2 separate regions of the Homo sapiens genome follow, and region 1 is linked to region 2. The links are chromatin contacts, found by Hi-C in ENCODE. All regions are on one chromosome and are shown on one strand. The core of a region is the stretch at or near the end of the contact, and the rest is flanking DNA. Distances in the headings are between cores, read along the strand shown.

Region 1 (5,875 bases), core at 3,019-5,518, 3.0 Mb after region 2:
GCACTATTCAATATAGTCAAGACACAGAATCAACCTAAGTGTCCATCAACGGATGAATTGATAAAGAAAATGTGGTATATATACATAATTGAATATTATTCAGCCATACAAAAAGAGTGAAATCCTGTCATTTATAACAACATGCATGACATTATGTTAAGTGAAATAAGCCAGGCACAGAAAAACAAATATCACATGTTCTCACTCATACGTGGGAGTTAAGAAAACACTGATCTTGTGGAGGTAGAGAGTAGTAGGATGATTACCAGAGGCTGGCAAGGGTAGTGGAGAGGTGGGGATAAGGAGGGGTTGGTTAATGGGTACAAAAATACAGTTAGATGGTAGGAATAAGATCTAGTGTTTGGTAGCACCATAGGGTGACTATAGTTAACAATAATTTATTGTATATTTCAAAATAACTAAAAGAGTAGATTTGGAATATTCCCAACACAAAGAAATGATAAATGTTTGAGGTGATGGTTATCCCAATTACCCTGACTGGATCATTACACATCATAAACAGGTATAAAAATATCACATGTAACCCATAGGCATGTACAACCCATAAAAATTAAATTGTGTACCCATAAAAATTAAAATTAAATTAAATTATTTAAAAAGAAAACAAAACCCAAAAACCATAAAGGGAATGATTGGTAAACCTAACCATATAAGTTTAAACAAAGTTTATCTTTGCATATACCACAAGCAAAGACAAAAGACAACAAATGGGTGTGGGAGACATTTGTGCAAATACATATATAATAAGAATATTTATTTCAATATTACAACACATAAAAACAAAAAATTAGAAAAAAATAACCACTAAAAGACATCCAATTAAATAAATTCTGGTAACTCCATACATTGTAATAATATGAATTTGTTTTGTCTTGTTTTTAATAAGGTAGATGTATATGTATTGGTACAGGAAGATGTTAAGTGTTATATGAAAAAGGCAATTATAGAACTTTCATTGGTGTAAACAAAAGCATATATTCATATTTATCTTTATGCAGAAAGATACATGCTTGTTTGTATATGCATGGAAAATGGGAAGATGTAGACAAAACTGTTAACAGTTACTGTCTCTGGAGATTGGTATTAGGAGAGAAAAGCATTGGATGAGAACTTTGTTTTTAGTTTATACATTCATTTATTCTACAAATATTGATTGAACTTACATACCAGCAGTTTTAGATCCTCAGGATACAGATAAGGCTTCTGTTCTCATTTCTGAAGAGGAGGCAGACAATAAACAATTACATAAATGAGCAACGCAATTTCAAACAGTGACAAGGGCTATGCAGGGAATAAAAAGGAGTTTATATGACAGAAAGCAGTGGGGCCAAGAGTTGTGTGGGCTATTTCATACTGCGTGGTTTGGCAAAGTCCTCTCTGAAGAAGTGACAATTGAGTGAAGACAATGACAAGAAGGAGCCAGCCACTGGAAAAGCAAGGGGAAAAGCATTACAAAGAGAAGGGACTCTCTGTTTAAAGCTGGCGAAGGAAAAAAAATTTTTTTTTAAATAAAGAGAAGGAACACTCAGTATAAAGGACCAAAGGTGAGAACAACCTTGGCGTGTTCTGGAAACAGAGGCCAATGTAGCTGGAGCTACATTCCTTTACATTGAAAGGAAATAAATGAAAGGAAGAGTCGAAGGAGCTGATTGATGTTCAGATCAGATTATGTCTGTATTGATTGCTTTTGTTTTTATATGACAAGCTTGTGGTCATTTTTAAAAATAAAAATAACATATTAATGCTTTTAAAAAAAAGATTAAGAGAATCTGACAGACCAGCTCCATCACTGGCTGTGTCACCTTAGTCAAGTTAATCTCACTAAGCCTCAGTTTCTTCACTTGTAAAATGAGGAAAAGTACACTCACCTCAGAGGGCCGAAGTGCAAATTAAATTAAACCTATTTAAAAGGCTGTTTTTGTTAAGACTCTTTTGGATGCAAGGAACAGAAACCCAGTGAAGCTAGATCACGAATCAGAAATCCAAGGGCAGGAAGTGAAGTACAGATAAAGCTTATTAAGCCTGGAGCTGCAGGAAATTTCTGGATGAGGCATGGACCCTCTGCTCTGGAGCTTTACCATTAATGTAATTCATCTGCACTACATGTCTGCTTCTCTCTGTACATCTGCCCCAGCTTCCTCATTCAGCCAACCACCTTGAACTGCTCCCCCAGGATTTTAACAGGCACTTGACCTGATTCATAATGCTGCACCCACCTACCCAGCATCCTGGTCTACTGGACCTGTCAGCTCAGCTCCCCACAACTAACTGGCAACTCTCCTCTGGATCTCTTATTTCACATTCCCAAGAGAGCAATCTGATTGGCCCACCTCATCTTCTAAAGCTGGGCCATACAACTCACAGGTTGTGGGCTGGCCTTGGATCAGGTGCTGTATCCTAAAGGAAGGGTGGATGTAATACATAGTTAGTCCTTGCTTGATCATTTGGTAGGAGCTGTAAGTAGAGCCAGTGCTCCCAGAAGGGGATGTAAAGATGGCCAGTGGCCATCAAAGATAGTGGTGGCATCTCTGATGCATGTGTGCAGCAGAGTGACTGGAACATGGCAGGTGTTCAACAAATAGTCATAATTATTCACGGTAACATTATGCCACCTCTTACAGGAAGCCTTCCCAGAACTCTTAAGGTTCCCAAACTTTTTCACCCAGATCAGGACCCCTACTGCAGGAATCATCCAATTAAGAAATCAATGAAATTTCATTATACAGGACAGACTTTTATGGCCTTCTAGGTATAAAGCACTGTACTGGGCACTGGGAGGAAGGATACACAAATGAATGAGGCCCTTATCCTGGCCTCAAGGAGCTCTGAGGATAGTAAAAGGTAAAAGGCAAACTGAGCCATGAGAAATCCACAGATAGGGAGCTCTGGGAGTTCAGAGAAGGGCAAAAACTGTTGTTTATCCGTATGTATGCCTGTCTCCTGGATACCTCCCTTTAGATGTCCCAAAGGCACCTCGAACTAAATGTATTTAAAACTGATCTCATCTGCTCCCTCCCAAACCTGTTCCTCTTCTCAGATTCCCTGTCTCAGTGAGGCAAGTTCATCCAACCCAGTTGCTCAAGCTTGAAACCTGAGCTGCACCCGCTCACAATGTCAGCTGTTGCAGTTGCTAAAGTTGTCCCCGAACCTTTGGTGTGTGTTTGCCTTGCCCCAAAGGTCAGAACTAATAATAAACTTCTGCATTGCTGCAGGATACGGAAATTAAAACCAGCCTGGAGACAGACAAGACCCGGAGTCCACCAGGTTTGATTTCGGACTTGGCTTCTGATGTCAACGGGTATGATCCCTTTCAGGAAAGCGGGTCGACAAGAGCCTAAAACATGTTTATGACATTTTCCTGGTAATTCTGCTCCTAAATCGATATCCACCCACCCCTACTCCTACAGGAAAAGCTCTAAGCACAAAATTATTCCTTGCAGAGATATATTTTGGTGGTCAAACACTAGAAAGTAGTTTTAATATCCAACAAGAGAAGGGTTAAGTGAATTGTGGCACAGCTGTCTAATGGAACATTCTACAACCATTGCTGAGAGATGACGGCTGTGGAGATTCTATAGCAACAGAGAAAAATTATTATGCCATAACTAAGGATGCAGGGTTGTGTGTACACTCTGACTGCAACAACCTAAAAACTGCATGGCCTCAAGCTCTGCTGATGGACATTTAAAATTTCTCCTCTATTATTACTTTTTAAAAAGGCCTTAACTTTATGTCATGTATGGGTATCTCTGGGTTTGGGGTTTTTGGCTTGTTGTTTTCGTTTTTTCAGTCTTTTCCTTCCGTCAATCAACCGCCTTAAAAATGTGTCTTCTTTGTACCAGGCCCTCCCCGAGGTGCTGGTGATTCAAAGGTCAATCACCCACAACTCTTTCTCTGGGATGTCAGGGCAGAAGAGGAAACAGATACAAAAATAAACAGTTTCAAAAATATATGGGCCAGTCTTTATGGGCCCACTTGTGGACGTACGCAGGCACGGTCACCCCCTGGCGGCCACTCGACTACCAGCTCTTGGGTGGCTCTAACCTCTGGACAGCGGCTTCCACTCTCGGTGGCCAGCCCCAGCCTCGTTCTCCGAGAGAGTCCAAGACTCCTCCCTCTCCCTCCTTCTGGGGCCCTCCATCCCCTAGTAGGCGTCTCAGCCTGGGCCTGGCCCAGACAAATCCGACCCTGTTACTCTCACCGGAGCTCCTCCCTCCCCGAAAGCCTCACTCCGGCTGTGAGCTGCAAGATTACGTCATTGTCAATGGTTCGCATGCGCCCTCACCACTGGACAATTGGCGCACCCCTGCCGCAGGCGGGCGTAGCTTCGGGCTCCGGGGTTCTCCCTTTTCCTTTCCTGATGTTTTTTTTAAAGTGGCGACACACTACTTGTAAGAGACGCTGGTAAACTCGTGGCTTTAGGAGGAAATGGGAGCCAAGAAAAGCTGCAAAGCTCAAGGCTCACGACCGCTTGCTCGCCATTGTCCCACTCACTTCCGAAAGAGATAACGCCCCTTTCCGACTCTTTTGGCCTCCCCGCTCCAAGAGTGAGAATCGAAGCCCCGCCCCGTGAGCGTCTAGTCCCAAGATAACCCAGCTGCGCTTGCGAGTGCAAGTACACTGGGGCGGGGCTGACAGGAGGCTGATGCAATCGAGTCGGGCGGGCGGGGCACGTCGGATGAAAGTGGGTACCGGAAGAAAAGGGGTTATTTCAGCAGGCTTAGTAACCCTATTCAAAGTAAGACCTTAATATATAAGTAAAAGTTCGTGCCTGATTTGGAGAGCTCTTTGACTATTAAATTTTTTTTAATGTAACGCCTGTAATCCCAGCACTTTGGGAGGCCAAGGTGGGTGGATCACTTGAGTCCATGAGTTTGAGACCAGCATGGGCAACACAGTGAGACCCTCCCTCTCTATTTTATTTTAAAAAACATTATTTTAAAGGTATATATCCTATTGGCTCAGCAATCCCATTTCCATATATATACATCCAAGACTCCTAGAGAAGTGTATGCGGATCACCTACAGGGCTTTGTTAAAACACAGATTGTTGTGGCCCATCTACTATCAGAGATTAGGAACTTGTGTTTCTAACAACTTCCAGGGTAATGCTGGGGCAAACTGGTTCAAGACCACACTTTAAGAACCTTAGATCTAGAGGACAAAAAACTGCAAGGAGCCTTATGAACAAGTGTAAGCCGTGCTGATTTGTTGGCAATAACGAAAAATTGAAAGTATCAGTGGGGGCAGGAGATGGTTGATAAACTTATCAGTTTAAAATGGGCTATATATAGGCCGGGCATGGTGGCTGACGGCTGTAATGCCAATACTTTGAGAGGCCGAGGTGGGTGGATCACCTGAGGTCAGAAGTTCGAGACCAGCATGGTGAAACCCCGTCTCTACTAAAAATACAAAAATTAGCCAGGCGCCTGTAATCCCAGCTACTCAGAAGGCTGAAGCAGGAGAAACGCTTGAACCCGGGAGGCGGAGGTTGCAGTGGGCCGGAGATTGCGCCACTGCACTCCAGCCTGGGCAACAGAGCCAGACTATCTCAATTAATTAATTAATTAATTTAATGAGCTATATATAAACTGACATGGAAAGATATCGAAGGTGATGATGATAGTAGTGAGGGTGGTGATGATGATACTTAATGTTTATTGAGCACTTACACTGTATCAGGCACTGTGTGAAGGATTTTACATTTCTTACCTCATTTTCTACAGCAATTCTCAGGAATGTGGACTGTGTCTAATTCGCTGTATATTTTTAGTCCAGAACAGGGTCTGGCACCCAGGATCTTGTCAGTAAATGTTTGTGGCCTCATGTGATCAGATCCAGTCCCACAAGTTCA
Region 2 (5,447 bases), core at 54-2,553:
TCCTGTTCCCTGAAATGGGCGCGGTTATGGGAAAACAGAGCACTCACTGTGATAAATGTCTTCTTGCAGCCAGAAAACGCGCACTGGTAAGGCCTCTCCGGTTCGAAGTGGCTGCGCTGGTGGGCGCTGAGTTTGGCCTGCGTGGGGAAGCTCTCCTCGCACACCTCGCATTTGAATGAGTTCTCCTGCTCATGGCCCTTCATGTGCGCCTTGAGGTTGTACACTGTGGTGAAGCTCTTGCCACAGCCCTCTGCCGGGCAGCCAAAGGGCCGCAGTTTGTCGTGCGACTGCAGGTGCCTCTTGAGCTTGTAAGAGGTGGTGAAGGTCCAGCCGCAGCCACCCAGGGGGCATTTGAAGGGCCTCTGGCCCTGGCTGCTGCTGTGCGTCAGCAGGTGCACCTTCAGCTGGTGCTTCTTGGCGAAGGTTTGCCCGCACTGCGCCTCGGGGCACAAGTACAGCACCACGCCTGGGCCGGAGCCCAGCGGTCCGCGGGGGCCCAGGGCGGCGGCCGGGCCCTCCGCCTCCTCCTCAGGCGCCGGAGCTGGCGCGGGTTCGGCCGGCTCAGCTAGCAGGAGGTCTGGCGGCAGCTCTGGGCAGTCACCCGGGTGCGCGGCATGCGGGAACCCAGCTTGCGGGGCGATCAGACACCCGGGCTGCTGGGCAGGAGCGGCCCCTGGCTCCCAGGCGTGTGGTGGGGGCGTGGCCAGGGTGAGGACGCCGTTCTCAAAGCGCAACAGCAGGTCCTGGTTGTGGATAGTGACTGTGCCCGCGAAGGCCGCGGCGGGGCCGGGGGCGGAGATCGGGGCCGGAGTGGGAACCGCGGACAGGCAGCGGGGGCCTAGCGCAGTGGGCCCCGCGGGATTCGCGCCGCTCTCGCCCCCCTGGAGCCCCGGGCCCTCCTCGGCCTCCTCCCTCAACACAGGCCCTGCGGCCTGACCGGAGCCCGCGGTCTCCACGTCGCCACCCACCGGGTCAAGCAGCACCAGGAAGAAGTCGTCGCCGCCGCCGCCGCCGCCGCCGCTAGGTTGATCGGTCCTCGGCGCCAACAGGCTTGGGCCAGGGCCCCGTGATGCCGTGCTGGCCTCCTCGCGCCGCCGCCCGGGCCCGCCATCTTGGGGGCCCCGGAGCAGCAGGAGGCGGCGCGTGGGGACCTGGCCAGCCGGCGAGTCAGGGCCTCGGTGGACTCGGCCGCCACCCGCGGGGATACCGCCGCCGCCGCCGCCCTGTAGTGTCCCGCGAGCCGGGAGCAGCTTCGGGATTTCCATCTCTGCGTCCGAGAGGCTCGGCTGGAACCAGAGCCGAGGAGGAGGCGCGATCCCGCCCCCTGCCGCGGGCCTGAACACGTTCCTGAAAGGGGAAAAAAAAATGTGCAATGCGCAGAAACTGGCCCTATCAGATATTAAAACGTATTTAACGCCACAGTGATTTAAATATTCTGGTACTGGGTCTCTGGAACAGAATAGAAAGCCCAGAGGTAGAGCCTGGTATGCATAAATACGTTCTACAGTTAATATAAGTAAGTAATTAAGGGGGTCTTCTGAGGTAATGGGGAAATGACGACAGCTTGTTCAGTAATGCTGTGGAACACCTAGGTATCTATCCGCTGGAAGCAATTTTAATCCATGACTCATTGTATATACCCAAATAAACACACCCCAGCCCCTCCCAGTGTTAGATATGTTGCTTCGTACTTTCTGTGTGTTAAAATTTGCTGGCTGGCTGGCTGGCTGGACTGATGGATGAAAGACAATTCCTGAGAGAAAAAACTGTCTCTGTGTCAGCATTAAACCACCATAGCGCTGGCAGTTCTGCTGAAAATGTCCTTCCCCTTCCCACCTCCCCGCGGGACAACTTCCATATTCACAATTATCTTGAGCAAAGTCTTCGGTACAATTTGCCGCATAGTTCAAATTTTGTCTTGCTGATACAGACATTAGAATGAGTGAGAGATGCGGCCAAAACAGGTTAGCACTCTTCAGCCTAGAAATTCAAAGTCTGGAGGATGAAACAATTTACACTGAAATCTGGAAAAAACCCAACCTTCTCCTGGCTTCTCCCTATACAGTGCACAACCTAAACCAACTTTTGCCCTTCCACCATCGGTTGTACTGTGATAAATTTCATGTCTGCTCTCACAGCACAATGAGGGCATTCATTCCTCAGTTTACTCTGCCTTCTCCAGCACGTGGAGGTCTCTGGGCAGGAGTTTCAGTTAAATGTGTTTAGGTTAAATCCTGAGTCACTGCAATGGATTCTGCCAAGTAAAAGGCACAGACGATCTTGTCCAATCAACCTGGTGTACCTGTTCACATTTAAGTGTGGTGGCCCAGGCTTGCTGGGCCTGTGGTGCCTAATGATCTTATTAATGATGATGACAATCCTTCATTTTGTCCGTTACGACTGAGTTGGGAATTGACACAAATATAGGGTGAAATATCTGAGATAAGAAAGCTTAGAGTAATGACTAGATTGGTGGTGGTGGGGGAGCGGGGTGTAACCTGTTGTTTAAATACTCCCAGCTCTCTCGCCCTCTTTTAATGACAGTGGACACTTGGTCTCTTGAAAATCAAGCTATTCATCCATAACTATTTGAACCTCATCAAAATGTCTACTCCACATACTTTTCTTTCTATTACTTTTTCTGGTGGAAGCATTTTTCAAATCTGAGGTATAGAAGAGTGCATAAAACATATTTGTATCGTTTAGATTATTTTACAAAAGCAGACACCTGTGTAACCAGGACCAAGGTCAAGCAATAGACCACTGCCAGCCTTCCAGAATACAGCCGCTGTACTCCTCCCAATCACAACCCACACTCTCCTATATGAATATAGTCATTGCCCTGACTTTGTAATAATCATTTCACTGCTTTCCTTTATAGCTTTATCACTTTTGTACGCATCCGTAAACAATAGAGTTGATACGAAGTTGTATAAATGGAATCATACGGCAAGTTTCCTTTTATAACTTGTTTCTTTCACTCTGTATTATACTTGAGACTCATCCATGTTGTTCATAATAGTTATAAGTAAGTAGATCCTTTGTCTCCATCGACTGTCGTTCCAGCATATGCTTATAGCAAAGTGATTATGGTATGATTATACCACTCCATTCTACAGCAGATGAACATTAGGATTGCTTCTATTTTTCAGCGATTATTATGAACATTCTTGCACATTTCTCATGGGACACATGTGTAAAAATCTCTCTAGGGTATATATCCAAGAATAGAATCACAGGGCCATAGGGTATGGATATCCTGAGCTTTACTAGATGATGCCAAATTGTTCTCTGTAGTGATTGGGCAAGCTGTCAATCCCACCAGCAGCACAGAGAGCCCCTACTGCTCCACATCTTCACCCACACCAAGTATTGCCAGAATTTAAATTTTGCCAGTCTACTGGTGGGCAATACCCAAATTACTAGTAAGCTTTAGCACATTTTCGTGTTTATGAGCCTTTTGGAGTGTCTACTCCGAAGAAGGCCTATTCAAATTTACCTCTTTTAACCCATGTTTCTATTCTATTGTTCATCTAGTACTTACTGACTTAATGAGCCTGTTAAATATTTTAAATACTAGTCCATACCTGTGGCCAAAATATTCCCTTGTTCTGTTTGTATTTCCCATTGCTTTGTGCTGTGTTTTGTGAACAGAAGATCTTAATTATAATATAGTCAAATTCATCATTCTTTTCCTGATGGTTAGTGTGTTTTTGTTTTAAGAAATCTGTTTTAAGAAATCTTTTCTGTTTTAAGAAACCCTGGGCCATGAAAGCGTTTTCTATATTTTCTTCCAAAATACGTATGCTATTGCCCTTCACAGTCAGGTCTTAATCCACCTGCAATTGATGTTTGTATATTGTGTTGAGTGGGGTTCCATTTATTTATTTATTTATTTATTTGTTTGAATATCCAGTTTTCTCAGTGAACCACTTATTGAAAAGTCTGCCTTTTGCCAACTGATTTACAGTGCCATAAATCAAGTATCTACCCATATGTGGGCTAGTTCCTATACTCGCTATTAAGTGCTCGGCCCTATTTGTTTGAAATATCACACTGTCTTAATTACTACAGATCCATAGTCAATTCTGATATTTGGATAAGGCAGTAAATTCTACATCTTTCTTCAAAAGTGTCTTGGCTACTTTTGGCCCATTTCAATTCCATTTAAATTATAAACTCATCATAAAAACTTCAACCAACAGCTAGTTTGGGGTTCTAATTCATATTGTGCTGATATTTTAGATTTGACTTCTCAATATTGAAAGTTTGGTTCATGGCTTTGGTCTGTCTCTCCTTTTAATAAGGTCTCCTTTAATGTGCCCAAGTAATACTTTATATTTTTCCCAAAAGGCAACTTTTTTGTCCTAGGCACTTCATATTGTGCAAATCCTGTTTGGAATTTTTACTGTCTAAATTTGTTTCTGGTAAATAAATAGGATGCAATTGACTTTTGTTCATTAAGATTTTATCCTACAAGCGTATAAACTCTTCTATTGATTCTAATAATTTGTCTGTAATACTTTGTGGAATTTTATGTACACTGTCATATCATCTGTAAATAGTGCCAGTCTTTCTTCTTCCTTTCCAAATATCTTATTTCTTTTTCTTGCTCTACTGCTCTGTCTGGGACCCCATCACCACCCCCAGTAAACTATTGAATAGAAGTGGTGATAGTGGACATCCTTACTTGATGAAGCTCTTAAAGAGAAAGCTTTCAGTGATTCTCCATTAAGAATGATGCTTGCTGTAGATGTTGTGTTCTGTAGCAATATAGATTCAATCCAGAGATAGAAAGCACACAGTGATCTAGAAAGAGAAGGTTTAATATAAAGAATCATTAAACTATGATAAAATATCTTATATAGAATACAAGACAACTCTATATGGGGTTTTCTGGGACTGGGGGAGAGTATCCAAGGAAAGACAAACTTAGAATGAAAGCTTCTCCCCAAGGCTGGATTTCATACCTAATTGGAGAAGAACCCACTGGATGGCAGAGAAGTTCCACTGGTTTGCCAGTACCTGAGCTGGTCTGCAGAGCTAGAACTGGTCTACGATCACAGAGGAAGCAAGAAGCCCCCCTTTGAAGCACGGTAGTGTGGACAAGCAATAGCTGGTGGCTAGTAAGTGGGTGTGAAGTAGGGGTTGGGGGGCCTGGCTCAGTTGGAGGCCTGGAGTAAACAATGCTCCATGCACAGGATTAGGGTGGGGTCTCAGTGTTGAGATGGCTGCAGTATTGACAGGACTACATGAACCTGGTCGTGTGTGTGTGTGTGTGTGTGTGTGTGTGTGTGTGTGTGTGGCTGTGGAGCAAGTGAGCAGAGAGAAGCAGTAGGCAGATGACTTGGAGAACAGCATGTCCCTATCAAGAAGGCCACAAGAAGCTGATCATTAGGGCACAGCAGGACTGCAGGTTTGCTGAGAGACAGTTGTTCTGGGCCCAG

The links. Hi-C counts contacts between places; a loop is a spot of excess contacts on that map. Pooled maps may share reads with other maps.
Region 1: a pooled map shows a loop between it and region 2 (26-fold over the local background). The contact joins the enhancer-like site here to the promoter of ZXDB in region 2. A Hi-C loop is called at or near these places in 8 of 50 pooled maps.

Annotation. Positions count from the first base shown.
Region 1 is chrX:54,638,189-54,644,063 of GRCh38, reverse strand. It overlaps a transcript of GNL3L not described here. Among named protein-coding and RNA genes, the nearest start is that of GNL3L, 110 kb to the right of the region's middle. RefSeq lists enhancers at 4,120-4,369, 4,660-4,789, 4,356-4,881. Within about 2 kb of position 4,268, at least 40 of the 41 ENCODE cell types and tissues checked have a DNase peak (open chromatin) inside an H3K27ac peak, as active enhancers do.
Region 2 is chrX:57,587,867-57,593,313 of GRCh38, reverse strand. ZXDB (zinc finger X-linked duplicated B) reads right to left here and starts at 1,303. Exons shown (of 1, transcript NM_007157.4): 1 at 1-1,303. The coding sequence starts at 1,265. RefSeq lists silencers at 426-615, 676-965.